2 separate regions of the Homo sapiens genome follow, and region 1 is linked to region 2. Evidence: read pairs that join two places in POLR2A ChIA-PET (ENCODE). Cell type or tissue: OCI-LY7. All regions are shown on one strand.

The links. Peaks named below come from ENCODE experiments on the same cell type or tissue, not always from the same donor. Only the 100,000 strongest peaks of a DNase experiment are listed, where the experiment ranks them.
Region 1: POLR2A ChIA-PET joins it to region 2 with 5 read pairs; 4 of 35 experiments call an interaction of 5 or more read pairs at or near these places.

Annotation. Positions count from the first base shown.
Region 1 is chr2:47,619,137-47,627,136 of GRCh38, reverse strand. It overlaps a transcript of MSH2 not described here. Among named protein-coding and RNA genes, the nearest start is that of KCNK12, 52 kb to the right of the region's middle. In OCI-LY7, no CTCF peak of the experiment used is centred here; a DNase peak (open chromatin) is centred at 3,406.
Region 2 is chr2:47,539,894-47,547,893 of GRCh38, reverse strand. All of the region lies in intron 1 of KCNK12 (potassium two pore domain channel subfamily K member 12), which reads left to right. It also overlaps a transcript of MSH2 not described here. Among named protein-coding and RNA genes, the nearest start is that of MSH2-OT1, 16 kb to the right of the region's middle. In OCI-LY7, no CTCF peak of the experiment used is centred here; no DNase peak of the experiment used is centred here.

The DNA.
Region 1 (8,000 bases), 79 kb before region 2:
CGAGGTGGGCAGATCACTTGAGGCCAGGAGTTCAAGACCAGCCTGGCCAACATGCTGAGACCCCATCTCTACACAAAAATTAGCTGGACATGGTTACATTTGCCTGTGATCCCAGCTGCTCGGAAGGCTGAAGCATGAGAATTGCTTGAACCCCCAGAGGCGGAGGTTGCAATAAGCCAAGATCACGCCTCTGCACTCCAGCCTGGGCAATAGAGCGAGACTCTGTCTCAAAATAAAATAAAAAAAATAAAATAAAATAAAATAATAAAATAAAATAAAATAAAATAAAATAAAATAAAATAAAATGCACAAAACTGCTCACGTTACTCCTTTCAGTGGCTCCCTGTATTATTAGTCTGTTCTTGCACTGCTATAAGGAAATACCTGAAACTGGGTAATTTACAAAGAAAAGAGGTTTAATTGGTTCACAGTTCCATAAGCTATACAGGAAACATGGTAGCATCTGCTGGGATTCTGGGGAGGCCTCAGGAAACATACAATCATGGCAGAAGGGGAAGGGGAAGCCAGCAGTTCACATGGCCAGAGCGAGAGGAAGAGAGGGGGGCAGAGAGGTGCCACACACTTTTAAACAACCAGCTCTCACAAGAACTCACTATTATAAGAACAGCACCAAGAGGATGGTGCCAACCCCTTTATCAGAACTCTACCCTCATGATCCATTCACCTCCCACAAGGTCCCACCTCCAACTGGGGATTATAACTCAACATGAGATTTGGTGGAGACACAGATCTAAATGATATCACTCCCCTTACACTTTGTCACTTTTGGGTTGTAGCTGAGACTTTTGGGAATCTCCCCAGTTCCGGGCTCATCTCCACCTTCCCTCTCACATCCTGTTGGCCAGATCTATATCCTCCTTGAAGTTCTGCACTGGCCACCCTCTGAGCCTTTGCTTACACTGCTCTCTGCCTGTGATGTCTGTCTGCTTCTGGTTCTCCTCCAGCTACCCACTGGACCTCAGATAGTGCCCACTGTATGACCCCCCTTGCCCTTTAAGGACTGGCCTTTCTGCCACTCCAGCCATTCATTTATTCAGCACAGTGTTAGGTGATGAGGGGTGACATATATAGAACCACATGGAGACAGCACATGTGGCAAAATGATCCTAGTCAATCCAACTAGGTGAAAGAAATTTGGGTATTGATTGTAATGGTACACCATTCTTGCAATTTTTCTGTGGGTTTTAAGTTTTTCTAAAGAGAAAATCAAGTAAAAATTGAATAGATTCCAATTAGAAATAGGATAAAAGATTTGAATAGATATTTCTCAAAGGAAGACATACAGATGGCCAAAAGTTACAGGAAAAATTGCTGGACATCACTAATCATTGGGGAAATTCATATCAAAATCACAGTGAGGTATTATCTCTCACTTGTTAAAATTGCTGCTATCAAAAAACAAGACAGCAAATGATACAAATGTGGAGAAAGGGGAACCCTCCTACGCTGTTGGTGGGAACGTTAATTAGTAGAGCCATTATGGAAAACGGTATGGAGGTTTCTCAAAAAATTAAAAATAGAACTACCATATGATCCAGCAATCCCACTACTGGGTATATATCCAAAGGAAAGGAAGTCAGTGTGTCAAAGAGTTATCTGTGCTCCCAAGTTCATTGCAGCTCTACTCGCAATAGCCAAGATATGGAACCAACCTAAGTGTCCATCAATGGATAAATGGATGAAGAAAATGTGATATATATACACAATGAAATATTCTTCAGCCTTAGAAAAGAAAGAAATCCTGTCATTCATGGCAACAAGGATGAACCTAGAGGGCATTATATTAAGTGAAATAAGCCATGCACAGAAAGACACATATCACATGATCTCACTCAGATTTGGAATCTAAAGAAGTTGATCTCATAGAAGTAGACAGTAGAATAGTGACCACTAGAAGTTTGGGAGGGGATGAGGGAGGCAGGGGCAGGGAAAAGTTGGTCAGTGAGTACAAAGTTACAATTAGAGACAAGGGACAGGCTCACAGCTAATAACATACTGAATGGGGAAAAACTGAAAGCCTTTCCTCTAAGATCTGGAACATGACAAGGATGCCCACTTTCACCACTGTTATTCAACATAGTACTGGAAGTCCTAGCTAGAGCAATCAGACAAGAGGAAGAAATAAAGGGCACCCAGGCTGGAAAGGAAGAAGTCAAACTATCTTTATGTGCAGATGATAGGATCTTATATTTGGAAAAACCTAAAGACTCTGCCAAAAAACTATTAAAACTTGTGAACAAATTCAGTAAATTTGCAGGATACAAAATCAACATACAAAAATCAGTAGCATTTCTATATGCCAACAACGAACAATCTGAAAAAGAAATGAAAAAAAAAATTCCATTAAAGTAGCCACAAATAAAATTAAGTAGCTAGGAATTAACCAAAGAAATGAAAAATCTCTACAATGAAAACTATAAAACACTGATGAAAGAAATTGAAAAGAACACCAAAAAAAGTAAAGCTATTTCATGTTCGTGAATTGAAAGAATCAATATTGTTAAAATGTCCATACAACCCAAAGCACTCTACAGATTCAATGCAATCCCTATCAAAATACTGACATTCTTCACAGAAATAGAAAAAAAAAACCACACAAAAGACCCGGAATAGCCAAAGCTATCTTAAGCAAAAAACAAAAACAAAAACAAACCCAAAAATCCGGGGGAATCACATTACCTGACTTTCAACTATACTACAGAGTTTTGTTAACCAGCATGGTACTGGCATAAAAACAAACATATAGACCAATGAAACAGAATAGAGAACCCAGAAACAAATCCACACACCCACAGTGAACTCATTTTCAACAAAGGTGCCAAGAACATATACTGGGGAAAAGACAGTCTCTTCAATAAATGGTGCTGGGAAAACTGAATATCTATATGCAGAAGACTGAAACTCAACCCCAACCTCTTGCCATATACAAAAATTAAATCAAAATGAATTAAAGACTTTAAGACCTCAAACTATAAAACTACTACAAGAAAACATTGGGGAAACTCTCCAGGACATTGGTCTGGGCAAAAATTTCTTGAGTAATACCCCACAAGCATAGGCAACCAAATCAAAAATGGACAAATGGGATCACATCAAGTTAAAAAGCTTCTGCATAGTGAAGGAAACAATCAACAAAGTGAAGAGACAACCCACACAATGGGGGAAAATATTTGCAAACGACTCATCTGACAAGTATTAATTACCAGAGTATATAAGGAGCTTAAACAGCTTCATAGGAAAAAAAACTAATAATCTAACTAAAAAAATGGGCAAAAGATTTGAATAGACATTTCTCAAAAGAAGACATACAATAGCAAACAGGCATATGAAAAGGTGTTCCCCATCACTGATCATCAGAGAAATGCAAATCAAAGCTACAGTGAGGCTGGACGCAGTGGCTCACACCTATAAACCCAGCACTTTGGGAGGCTGAGGCAGACAGATCACTTGACAGATCACTTGAGGTCAGGAGTTCAAGACCAACATGGTGAAACCCCGTCTCTACTAAAAACACAAAAATTAGCTGGGCGTGGTGGGCACCTATAATCCCAGCTACTTGGGAGGCTGAGGCAGGAGAATCATTGAACCCAGGAGGTGGAGGTTGCAGTGGGCTGAGATTGTGCCACTGCACTCCAGCCTGGGCAACAGAGTAAGACTCTGTCTCAAAACAAAACAAAACAAAAAAACTACAATGAGATATCATCTCACACCAGTTAAAATAGCTTTCATCCAAAAGACAGGCAGTAATACATGCTGGAGAGGAAGTGGAGAAAAGGGAACCCTCATGCACTGTTGGTGGAAATGTAAATTAGTATGACCACTATGGAGAACAGTTTGGACGTTCTCCCAAAAACTAAAAATAGAGTTACCATACAATACAGCAATCCCATTGCTGGGTATATACCCAATGAAAAGGAAATCAGTATATCAAAGAGATACCTGCACTCCCATATTTGTTGCTGCACTGTTCACAATAGCCAAGATTTGGAAGCACCCTTGGTGTCCATCAACAGATGAATAGATGAAGAAAATATGCTACATATACACAGTGGAGTACTATTCAGTCATAAAAAAAGAATTAATCCTGTCATTTGCAACAATATGCATGGAATTGGAGATCATTATGTTAAGTGAAATAAGCCCTCCAAGTACAGAAAAAAAAAAGCATTGCATGTTGTCACTCATTTGTGGGATCTAAAAATCAAAACAATTGAACTCATGGATATAGAGAAGGGAAGGATGGTTACTAGAGGCTGGGAAGGCTAGTGGTGCGGGTATAGGGGATAGATCAGGATGATTAATGGGTACAGAAAAAAATAGTTAGAATGAATAAGACCTAGTAATTGACAGCAAAACAGTGTGACTATAGTCGATAACAATTTAATTGTACATTTAGAAATAACTAAAAGTATAATTGGATTGTATGTAACACAAAGCATAAATGCTTGAGTTGATGGATACCCCATTTCCCATGATATGATTATAATGCATTGCATGTATGTATCAAAATATCTTATGTACCCCATAAATATATACACATATTATATACCCACAAAAATTCAAAATTTAAAAATTTAAACAACTAATTAAATAGAAGAAATAAGTTCTGGCGTTCTATTGCACAGTAGGGTGACTATGGTTAACAATATTGTATTGTATATTTCAAAATAGCTAGAAGGATCTCAAATGTTCGTACCACAAAGAAATGATAAATGTATGAAGTGAAGGATACGCTAATTACCCTGATTTGAATTTTACACAATGTATACATGTATTAGAACATCACATTGTACCCCATAAATATGTACAATTATTATATGTCAATAAAAATAAAATTTTTAAATGTTTAAATGAGTCCTGGCGCAGTGGCTCATGTCTGTAATCCCAGCACTTTGGGAGGCTAAGGCGGGCAGATTAGAGTTCCAGATAAGGTCAGGAGTTTGAGATCAGCCAGGCCAACATGGCGAAACTCCGTCTCTATTAAAAATACAGAAAATTAGCTGGGTGTGGTGGCAGGTGCCTGTAATCCCAGCTACTTGGGAGGCTGAGGCAGGAAAACCTCTTGAACCCGGGAGACAGAGGTTGCAGTGAGCCAAGATCGAGCCACTGCACTCCAGCCTGGGCGACAGAGCAAGACTGTCTCAGGGAAAAAAAAAAAAAAAGTTTAAATAAATAGAATATGGGTCCGCACAGAAATTTATTCAAATGTTAAGTTTATTGTAACTGATTGAGAGACCAGTATCCACTGAAATTCAGGGCCAGGGTTTGCTGTTACAGCTCCACACTTAACAGTAAATTTGCTGTAGTATTTAAATTTACTTATAAATTTAAACACGTATGTATTTTCTTTCCTTTTCCTTTTCTTTTTTAAAAAATTTCCCCCACTTGAAGAGCTGATATACATGTTTAATTTGGGAGAAAAGTTAGGATTAAAAAAAAAACAGATAAGTAGATAAAAGAAATACAAAATGGATTATACTACACACAGTTTTTGTTACTCCACAATGTAGTATAAACACCTTTTCATGTTAATAAATACGTTGGCATTGTAATAGCTGCATTACTTTCCATGGAATAGATCCTGCATGATCTATGTAACTCCAAGATTTTTTCCCCTATATACACAAAAACAAGCTCCAGTTCCCTGATTCTGGCACCTTCCATGAGTCTAGCCCAAAGAGAAAAGTCAACGCCAATGCTGGCTTTTTGTCGAGAAAGGTGACACGTTGTTATTTGGGCTTCAAAGGAAAAAAATCAAAACTGACAGGTTAGAATTAATTGGGAAAAGCACCTCATCTCAAATGCCATGAGCATTTCAATAGATGGAGCCCAATCTGCTCAGCAGTGCTGCCCTAGGAGGCCAACAGAGTTTCAGGCCACTCCTGGGCCAGTGGCAAGATGGAGAGGAGCTAAAAATAGACCCAGAACTGAGCATTGAGACTTTCCTGAATTCATAGGCATAAATACTGCCCTAGAAGGACTTGCCTCTCCAATGGTTTCCAACCATGGCACGTCACATTGCCTAAAATTCTCAAGGATTATGATTTTGTAAAAGGCCTCTGTCGGGAAGTAGGCAGCTCTCCTGGGAGGAGGGCAGAGTGACCCTCCCATCAGGACAGAGTGGAGACAGCTGCAGCTTTGGAGTCACATGGACTGGGGCTGGTTCCAGCTCTGCCCATCACCAGCTGTGTGACCTTGGGTCAACTCCTCAACCTCTCTGAGCTGCTGTGTTTTCATCTGTAAGAAGGAGATAACAGGCCACTTCACAGAGTTATTGTGAGGATAAAATGGAATGCTGCCTGGAGCAGGGTATAGGAGGTGAACAAATGGGGCGTGTTACTATTACTGAGGACCTGAATTTGTTTCTCAGATTAGCCAGGTGTGGTTTTGGGAGAGCTGAGTTTTCATGGGGTTGGTGGTGTGCATGAGAGCTGTGCAGCAGAGCCCCCAAGCATGACGCATGGAAAAGGAGGACAGGTCTGCACATCCAGGACCAACCAGGGCATTTAGGGTAGGATGCAGATGTGCTGGAATGTATCAGGATACCTCATTCATTGCCATAGCCTCAGCATTCACAGATGTAACATTCATAGAGTCAGATATTCTCTAGTCAACTCTGAAGGTTTGTGAACCTTTTATTTAAAGGTTTGTGACCTTTAATAATAACCTGCTGTTTTGCTGAGACATTAATCTGAAGCACATTAACTTTGAGTAAGACAGTGCATCTTATAGATTTCCCAGGGTTGGCCCTTAATGTGGCTTTGCAGAACACATATTGAAAGCCTGGATTAGGGTCCAGGTCTATTAACCACCCTGACCCCAGAGGCCTGATCTCTGCCCAAGATCCTAGTGGGGCTCGACACACAGGTACCCTCCTTGTCCTGATGGTGACTAGGTTCCATCGAGGGCTTTTCAGGACTGGAGTGACTGATGAACCTCCAGGATGTGTTGGACCATTAACTGGCTGTGCACAGACGACATAAATCCTGTTTAAATGGGTGCTGCGGAGTGAAGCTGCTTTCAACTCTGTATTAGTTTTCTAGGGCTGCTGTAACAAAGCACCACAACTGGGTAGCTTAGAGCAACAAAAATATATCATCTCCCAGTTCTGGAGGCTAGAAATCTGAAGTCACGGTGTTGACAGGGCCATGCTCCCTCAGAAACCTGTAGGGGAGAATCCTTCTTTGCCTCTCTGGCTTCTGGTGCCTTTGGCATTCCTTGGCTTACAGAGAGATGTGTTGCTGCCATCTCTGCCTCCACTGTCAAATGGCTGGCTTTAGCCTGCATGACTCTGACCTCTTCTTTTATTTTATTTTGTTTTATTTATTTATTTATTTATTTATTTATTTATTTTTTGAGACAGAGTCTTGCTCTGTTGCCCAGGCTGGAGTGCAATGGCACGATCTTGGCTCACTGCAACCTCCGCCCCCCAGGTTCAAGCGATTCTCCTGCCTCAGCTTCCTGAGTAGTTGGGATTACAGGCATGCACCACCATGCCCGGTTAATTTTTGTATTTTTAGTAGAGATGGGGTTTCGGCATGGTGGCCAGGCTGGTCTCAAACTCCTGACCTCAGGTGATCCACCCACCTCGGCCTCCCAAAGTTCTGGGATTACAGCCATGAGCCATCATGCCCAGCCTGACCTCTTCTTTTAAAAATACCAGTCACATTAGGCTGGGCACAGTAGCTCACATCTGTAATCCCAGTACTTTGGGAGGCCAAGGTGGAGGACTGCTTGAGCCAGGAATTTGAGACCAGCCTGGACAACATAGCAAGACCCCATCTCTAAAAAATATTGTTTTAAAATTAGCCAGTCATCATGGTAGGTCACAATAGTCCCAGCTACTCAGGAGGCTGAGATGGGAGGATCCCTTGAGCCCAGGAGTTCAAGGCTGCAGTGAGCTATGATCACACTACTACACTCCAGCCTGGGTGACACGGTGAGACCATGCCAAAAAAAAAAAAAAAAATAGATACCAC
Region 2 (8,000 bases):
CAGGGACACAAATCCAAACCATATCAACTCTAATATGTAGCCAGGAGTGAGAACCACTTATATGTGGTAGGAGTTCGAGACCAGCCTGGCCAACACGGTGAAACCCCCTCTCTACTAAAAATATAAAAATTCGCCAAGTATGGTGGCAGATGCCTCTAATCCCAGCTATTTGGGAGGCTGAGGCAGGAGACTCGCTTGAAACAGGGAGGCAGAGGTTGCTGTGAGTCAAGATCATGGTACTGCACTCCAGCCTGGGTGACAGAATGAGACTCCATCTCAAAAGTAAATAAATAAATAAATAAAGCCCTGCCAATGTCAGCTAGGGGGCTCTGGAAGCTGAGGTGGGAGGATCACTTGAGGCCAGGAATTCAAGGATGCAGTGAGCTATGATCGTGCCATTGCACTCCAGCCTGGGCAATAGAGCCAGACCCAGACGCAAAAAGAAAAAGAAAAGATCACCTAGGAGAGTGGTTCTCAACCCTGGCTGCATATTAAAATTACCTGGGAGTTTTTAAGCCTTGATGCCCAGGTTGTGCCCTAACCAACTGTATCATTCTCTCTGGAAGTGGGGGCTTATGAATTAGCATTTTGTAAAACTCCTCATGAGAGTAATTTCAGTTGCTGTCAAGGTTAGAACCACAGAGTCCCAGGGCGTGTTCGTGGGAGCCAGAAAAGAAGAGATCTGAAGATTGAGCCGCAGTGCCCTTGAAGATGAAGGAGGCTAAGCTAGGAGGAGCTGCAAGAGAGGGCTTACAGGCTTTCCTCAAATGTCTGAACTGTGGCTGTCCACTCACATTTAAGAATTAAAAATAGAAAATTGGACTGGAAACTCAGTGTGCATAGGTGGGGCTTGTGGACTGCGGGCTTTCTTTTTGGGGCAGAGGGTGGGCAGCTACCCATTATCTATATGGCCTTTCCCACACCCAAGTCTCTCCAGGGTTCTTCAGGGCAGTTCCCCTCCCTCCCTCCCCTTCTCAGCTGTACTCCCTCTGAGCTGTGGGTTTCTCCACCTGCCTTCATCAGTTACAGCTCTCTCAAGCTGTCCATCTTGCACAAGCATGTTGAAACTTCTCGGGCCCTTCCACTGTAAACCCTCTGCCCATTCCCTGTGTTATTGCTAGTTTACACCTTTATGTCCTTTTACCATCATTTAAATAGGATCTTAAGAGGGAGAGTAGGTAAATTGAGGTAATTAAATAATCATCTTGAACCAGAAGTCTCCCAACTATTTTTTTGACACTGAGAGTCTCTCTCTGTCACCCAGGCTGGAGTGCAGTGGCATGATCACAGCTTACTGCAGCCTCAACCTCCCTGGCTCAAAAGATCCTCCCACCTCAGCCTCCCCAGTATCTGGGACTATAGGTGCTCGCTACCACACCTGTCTAATTTTTGTAGTTTTTGTAGAGATGGGGCTTTGCCATTTTGCTTAGGCTGCTTCCAACTTTTTAAACATGAGAATCGCTTTAAATGCGAGGAATAGTTTCACAGCACCTGTATGATGGAAGTTACATGTACTTTCAGTATCCGTTAATTAATAGGGAAAATGCATATTGACACACAAAGTCCTCTGAATTAATTCAGTAGCACTTTTAAGTGCATCTTCATCAGAAAACCATTTACATATTTTTGGAAAGTAATAGCATAACCATGTAGGAGAAAGTTAAGGTTGCAAACAACAATTGGTGACCAAGTAGATTGATATGCCTTTGCAATAACTGCAGAGTTCCCAAAGGATTCCAAGCCTGATCATTGGGACTCACAGTTCTAGACCCTAGGAAGCCACTGGAAGTTTTTGAATAAGAGAGAGGGTGTTACTGAAGAACTTATGACACTTGCTTCATTTACAGCTTTTCCCTGTCCATAGTTGCCTCTTTCTCTGGAAGTTTAGTGTTGGATGGGTTCCTCCCTGAGGGAGAGAGCATGTAGATGATACTGGCTGCCCCAGCCCTGAGCAAATTATTTGAGAAAAAAAAAAAAAAGAAGTTAAGTGCAATTCAGTCTCGGCTTTATATTCCATGACCTCCTCTTCTCTATTTTTTTCTTATCTACTCTCTTTAGAAATTCTGTTCCTTGCTGTCCATCAGTTAGCACAAATGGCTTGCATTTTGAGGTGGTCATGCTATTAGCACTATGCTGAGCATTTTACACACTTCTTCTCATTTAATCCTCATCAGCATCCTGTGGAGGTGAGCACAGCTCACATCTCATTTACAGATGAGGAAATTGAGGCAAAAAGAGGCTCAATGGCTTTCTCAGATCAAAGAGCCAGCAAGTGACAGAGCTGAGATTCTAGCCCAGGTGTCCCTGACTCCACAGCTAGTCCCCCTACTCCCCCACAAAGTTGGTGCTGCGAAAATGATGAGGAATTGAGAGACATATGAGCTACTTATAAATGACTGAATTGGGAAAAGACATCCATCTGTATCCAGGCTTCCCAAAGGGTCCACTCTCTGACAGCAGCCTCCCTGGTTTCTTTCAGGGGAAGCTACTTTGCATTTCAGTGGTCCCCAGCCTTTCCAAGCCCAAGTGTGGCTAATGCTACCCTCACTGCAGCCTTTCCTCCAGCCAAACTAGTCAGCAAGACCCTGAACTGTCCCTCCAGTCTTCATTCATAGCATTCTCCCTGCCTGGAGCATCCCTGCCTGTCCTTTACCCTTCATGTATCTAAGGCCCACTCCCTCTTCAGAGCCCACCTTCATCATCCAGGCTTCATGGAGCCTCCTCCTTCATTTGCCTTCTGCCAGTGATGATCTAACCTCCTAGCACCTTGCCATCTCCTCTCTTGTGTATGACTTCCCTCCCCACCCAGACGGTGAGACTCTGCCTTTAAAAATAATGACAAAACGAGTGGTCTTTAATTCACTCGAATAACAGATACTTCTTATAGAACATTTGAAAAAGAGAGAAGCTCAAAAAAAGTGACAGGGAAAAAAAGCCTTTAGCTTCACCACTAAAATAGTACTCCAGGGATTTTTTTGTCCTTGAGTCTATTTTCTGGATGAATTTTGGGTTTTGTTTTTGTGTATTGGTATGTGATGTCAGAATCAACTTTCTAAGCATCCCTCTTGTTGGATGCATAGTATTCCTCAGAAAGGATGTGCCATGGTTTGTTATAAGTGCAACTGCATCCCCCACAGGACCTAGCCTGGGGGACCCACCTAGGAGGGCCCTGGTGAAGACTGTGTGAGTAATTGGGTTGTCTGCAGGATAGGAAAAGGGTGGGTTACACCATGTGGTATGTAAGCTGCCAGGGGGCCATTTAGGAGGCTGGAAAATTACAGAGTGCTCATACTGAGCCTACATCTGCCAGAAAAGGGCGCTTAAAACAAATCCCATGAAATTATAGCTTTTGCAATCTATGAGTTAGACAAGAAAGTACACACGACCAATGTGTTTCAGTAGGAACGCTGCGAACAATGGTGTTAGCCATCACTGGGGGCCTGGGAAGAAAGGGTTTGAAAGAGAAAGGTCTTCCCAAATGTGGTTCTCAGTAAACATTCTTTATGATTCAGAGCTAATATGGTTTATGCCCTCGGCAGAGATGCCAGGGGTTCCCTGGGTTATGAGGCCTTGCTGGAGGGACAGCTCTTCGAAAGGGAAGCGTTACAGGCTGAGACTGTACCAAGCCTGTATGGGAGGGTTCCTTTGGTGTAGCTTTATCCCCGAAACACCACGTGTATGCTGATGGGGAATGGGGGCACAGGGTAGTACAAGATGCTCGTGCTCGTGTGTCTGTGTGTCTGACGTCAGGGTGGAAGGCTGTCTTTGTTTTTAATACTCTGTTGAAGCAGCAGAGTCACTCCAATAGAAAGAGAGGAGACATGGGTGGTTGGCTTTCTAGAATGTTGGCCTTTGGAAGCCACCAAGAGTGGAGGGAAGGCAGGCCCTGCGTACTTATCCCCACATCTGGGAGTCCCTGCTTCCAGGAGCAGTGACAGCCATCCTCCTGGCTCCTTGGTAGAAAGAACCTCAATCCTCCTCCCATCAGTGGCAGAAGTAGCTATGAGGATTGAAGCTGGGTGGGCGATGTCTCAATCCTTGGCAGAAGGATGGGAAACAAAGACTTTAAACATGTTAAACATCCTTTTACAGATCTCCAGAATTATAGTGACAGTGGGGAGAAGGAGGGAATGACCCATCCCCCATCCCGAGCTTGCTAGCCCAGCTCCTGGAAGATCAGCCCCTGGGCAGTGCCAGCCTGCATGACCGTCCTGATCCCCGACTCTGCCCTTTCTGCCAAAGAGCCAGCAGAGCACATGTCTCGGAGAAGACCCCCTATCACCTTCTAGGTTGTCTTGCCACAGAACAGGAGCACCCAGCAATACAGCAGAGCTTCCCACGGGTTTCTACAGTGTCTTCAGAGAACCGCAAGGAGGGTCAGCCCTTGTGGAGTCTCTGACCCAAATTCTGACATTACCTCTATGACTTATTCACAAAGTGACCTCACACTGCACTTTTCTGAGCCTCAGATTGTGCATCTAAAAACCGAGGATAATGCTTACCTCACTAGGTGGTTGTGAAGAAATGTAAATAAACCGTGTGTGAAAATGATTCCTAAAACCAGAAAACCCCACATAAGCCTCAGTGAGGAAAGCAACACAGTGTAGTAATCAAAGCTAAAAAAAAAAAAAAAAATGTAGGTGTCTGTGCTTGTTGTGGTGGTGGTTGTTGCTATTTATTGTGGTGACGGTGGTTGTGTCAGAGTCTGCAGTCTAATGCCCTGGTAGCTCCTTATTCACAGCTACGTTGATACATCTGCTCAAGTAAATTAAAGTTCCCACCTCAAAAAAGAACACGTTGGCCAAGCACAGTAGTGCACACCTACAGTCCCAGCTACTCGGAGGCTGAGGTGGGAGGATCTCTTGAGCTCAGAGGTTTGAGGCTGTAGCGCGTTATGATTGTGCCTGTGAGTAGCCACTGCACTCCAGGCTTGGCAACACAGTGAGACCCCATCTCTAAATAAATAAAGAAAAAGAAAAAGAACTCATTCTCAAGCCAATGTGTGAATTGACCCAAGTATTTGTTGGCCCAGAAGTATAAAATGTGTTTTCACTAGCCAGTGATGAAAACCTGTCAGTTTCCCATGTCTTTCTTGCTTGTCGCTGTGCATGAGTGAGCTTCTCACACGTTCAAAGGCAGAAGCCATCTGAGTGCTCTCACCTGGCTTTGATACTCTCACCTCGCGCCATCCCTGCTGAGGACCTTAAGGGTCACAGTGTGGCAGTGATTTCTGTGATAAAACAAAAATCTATGTAGTGTGACTGGGGCCCAGATGAAATATAGGCTCCTGAAAGCCCAACCTGGCTGCAGGACCCCAGAACAGGCCCAGGGTTGCTGGAACCCACCCCAGAGACCTTCCCCTCAGAGCTCCCATGAAAGGGAGCAAGAAGGGAGAATGGGTGGCAGAGGCATTTTACAGTTTATCAAGGCATGGGTAGACTAATGTTTTAAAACTAAAAAAGAAAATCCTTGTTGTTCTGTTTACTGAGCATCTACTAAGCGCCTAGTGTTGCACTGAATCTCAGACTAGGACTGTGACTTGTTTGCGAAGGCTCCAGTCCCTGGGCTGTGCATGTGCCAGGGTGCTTGTGAGGAGCAGTCGGTCCCTGCGTCTGAGCATCCTCAGGAAGACCAGGCTGTGCCCCTGGGCCCAAGCCTGGTGTGGAGTGAGGAGAGCTGCGTCAGAGAGAGCCTCGACAGAAGTGGTATGATGAGAACCTGGAGGAGCCCAGCAGGCCTGATGGAAGCAGCTGGTTCCTTGGCTGCCCCTATCCTGCCCAGGAGGTTATTTCTCTGGGAATAAACAGTCCCCTGCAGTTAGCAGGATAAATATAAACACAGCCTCCTGATCAGGGCTCAGAAACCAAGCTTTGCATCCTGGGCTCCCTGCTGCCGCTGCTGCTGCTGCTGCTGCTACAGAAAACAGAATGAGCCAGGGTGCAGCCACGTGGGGCTTCTGCAGCCAAGCAAACAGGCGGCCCCAGTCTCCTTCCGGCTGCCATAACAAAGTACCACGGACTGGGGGACTTAAACAATGGAAATGTATTTTCTCACAATTCTGGAGGCCAGAAGTCTAAGATCAAGGGGCTGGCAGGGTTGGTTTCTCCTGAGGACTCTCTCCTTGGCTTGCAGACAACCACCTTCTCCATATCTTCACGTGGTTTTCCTTGTGTATGTCTGTATCTTAATACACTCTTCCTGTGAGGACACCAGCCATATTGGATTAGGGCTCACCCTAATGGCCTCGTTTTACCTTGATTCCCTTTTTTAAAAAGCCTTTCTACCAATGCAGTAACATTCTGAGGTACTGGAGTGTTACGATCTCAACCTATGAATGTATGGGCATACAGTTCAGTGCAGAACAGGGGCCCAGGAGGTCACCGAGACCATCTCCCTGCCTTCAGACTGAAACTCATCAGAACATTCCTAGAGGGAGGAGAGTCAGCCCAAATTTTAAAGACCACCTTAGAGAAAGATATTTCATATATTTGGTGTGGCTTGGTGATTTTCAGAAATTGCTATTGCTGGTGACTAAAAGCCAGCTTGCTTCCACAAAGCATTTGAATGAATGTAAGTGCTGAAACTGGAATAACTGAACCACAAACTCTAAGAGTGCAGGACCGTGTCCTAGCACAGCACTTGCCATAGCAGGCTCCCAACAGGCTTCCTGTGGACACGAAGAGGACAAGGGAAAGAGGGAGGGATGAAGGAAGCTAAAAATCAATTGGAAAAGGGTGAGGGATGTATCAGGTACTGGGGCGCAGCTCTACAGCAATGAATGGCCACGGTGGCTCTGCACTTCCCATTGGAACACTCAAACTGGGCAATAGGGCACTCAGAGTTCAATAAAAGGCAGCAAGTCACAAGTGTCCTCAGGAAACCAGCACCTCAGATTCTGAATTCTAGGAGGAAGGAATTGCACAGATGGATCTTACTGATTTATGTAGAGACAGGGTCTCACTCTGTTGCCCAGGCTGGAGTGCAGTGGTAGAATCACAGCTCACTCCAGCCTTGACCTCCTGGGCTCAAACAATCCTGCCTCAGCCTCCTGAGTAGCTGGAACTACAGGTGTGAGCCACCATGCCCAGCTTGCTTTTGTTTGTTTGTTTGTTTGTTTGTTTTTAATTGTTTCTAGGGATGGAGTCTCACCATGTTGCCCAGGCTGGTCCCAAACTCCTGGCCTCAAGCAATCCCCCTGCCTTGGCCTCCCAAAGTGCTGGCATGACAGGCATAAGCCACCGTGCCTAGCCTAACAGATCTTTAAAGAGAGACATCGGCAGTGATGGCTTTTCTTTGGTTTTGCAGAAGACACAGGAAGAGTCTTCAAATGGATGCTTCCACTGTCCCTTCAGAAAGGCAGAAGATGGAGCGCTAAATCTGACTGAAGGCACTTCTGTGGGCAGTGAGGGCACTATCGTTCACCTGCTATTTTCTGATCACCCATTTTAATTTAGAGATGGCATTTGAGGGGTCTTTACTGCTGCGGTTACCGGGGTCTCATTCAAACCCTGAGCAGGTGAGCCCATGCCCTCTCACGTCCCAGGCCGGACACTCAGCCCCCTGGCACAGTGACTACACCTCATGGCTGGCACAGAGTAGGAAAGTGAGTAGCTGTGAGTACACACATGAGGGAGGGGGTTGACACTGTTGTGAAACTTCAGCACCATTGCTTGTATCTTCTCCAAGATAGGTCTGCCCGGTGAGGCCTTCTCTTCCCTGCTCCACCCTTTGTGGAGGCCTAACCTTGATAAGGAGCTGAAGAAGCATATTTAGTGTTTCCTCTGTGCCACGTACTCTGCTAAATCCGCCAGCTGTCCCCTCCCCTCTGATCCCCACAACCATCTGTAAGGCAGTGCTGTCTACTTGATAGATGGGGAAACTGAGGCACAGCGAGTAGCTTGCTGACAGCCACCAGTGAGTAGTGGGGGCTGGATCAACCTAAACCCTTGACTCCAGGGCTTGTGATTTAGCCACTGTACTCATACGTGGGCAAGTCACAC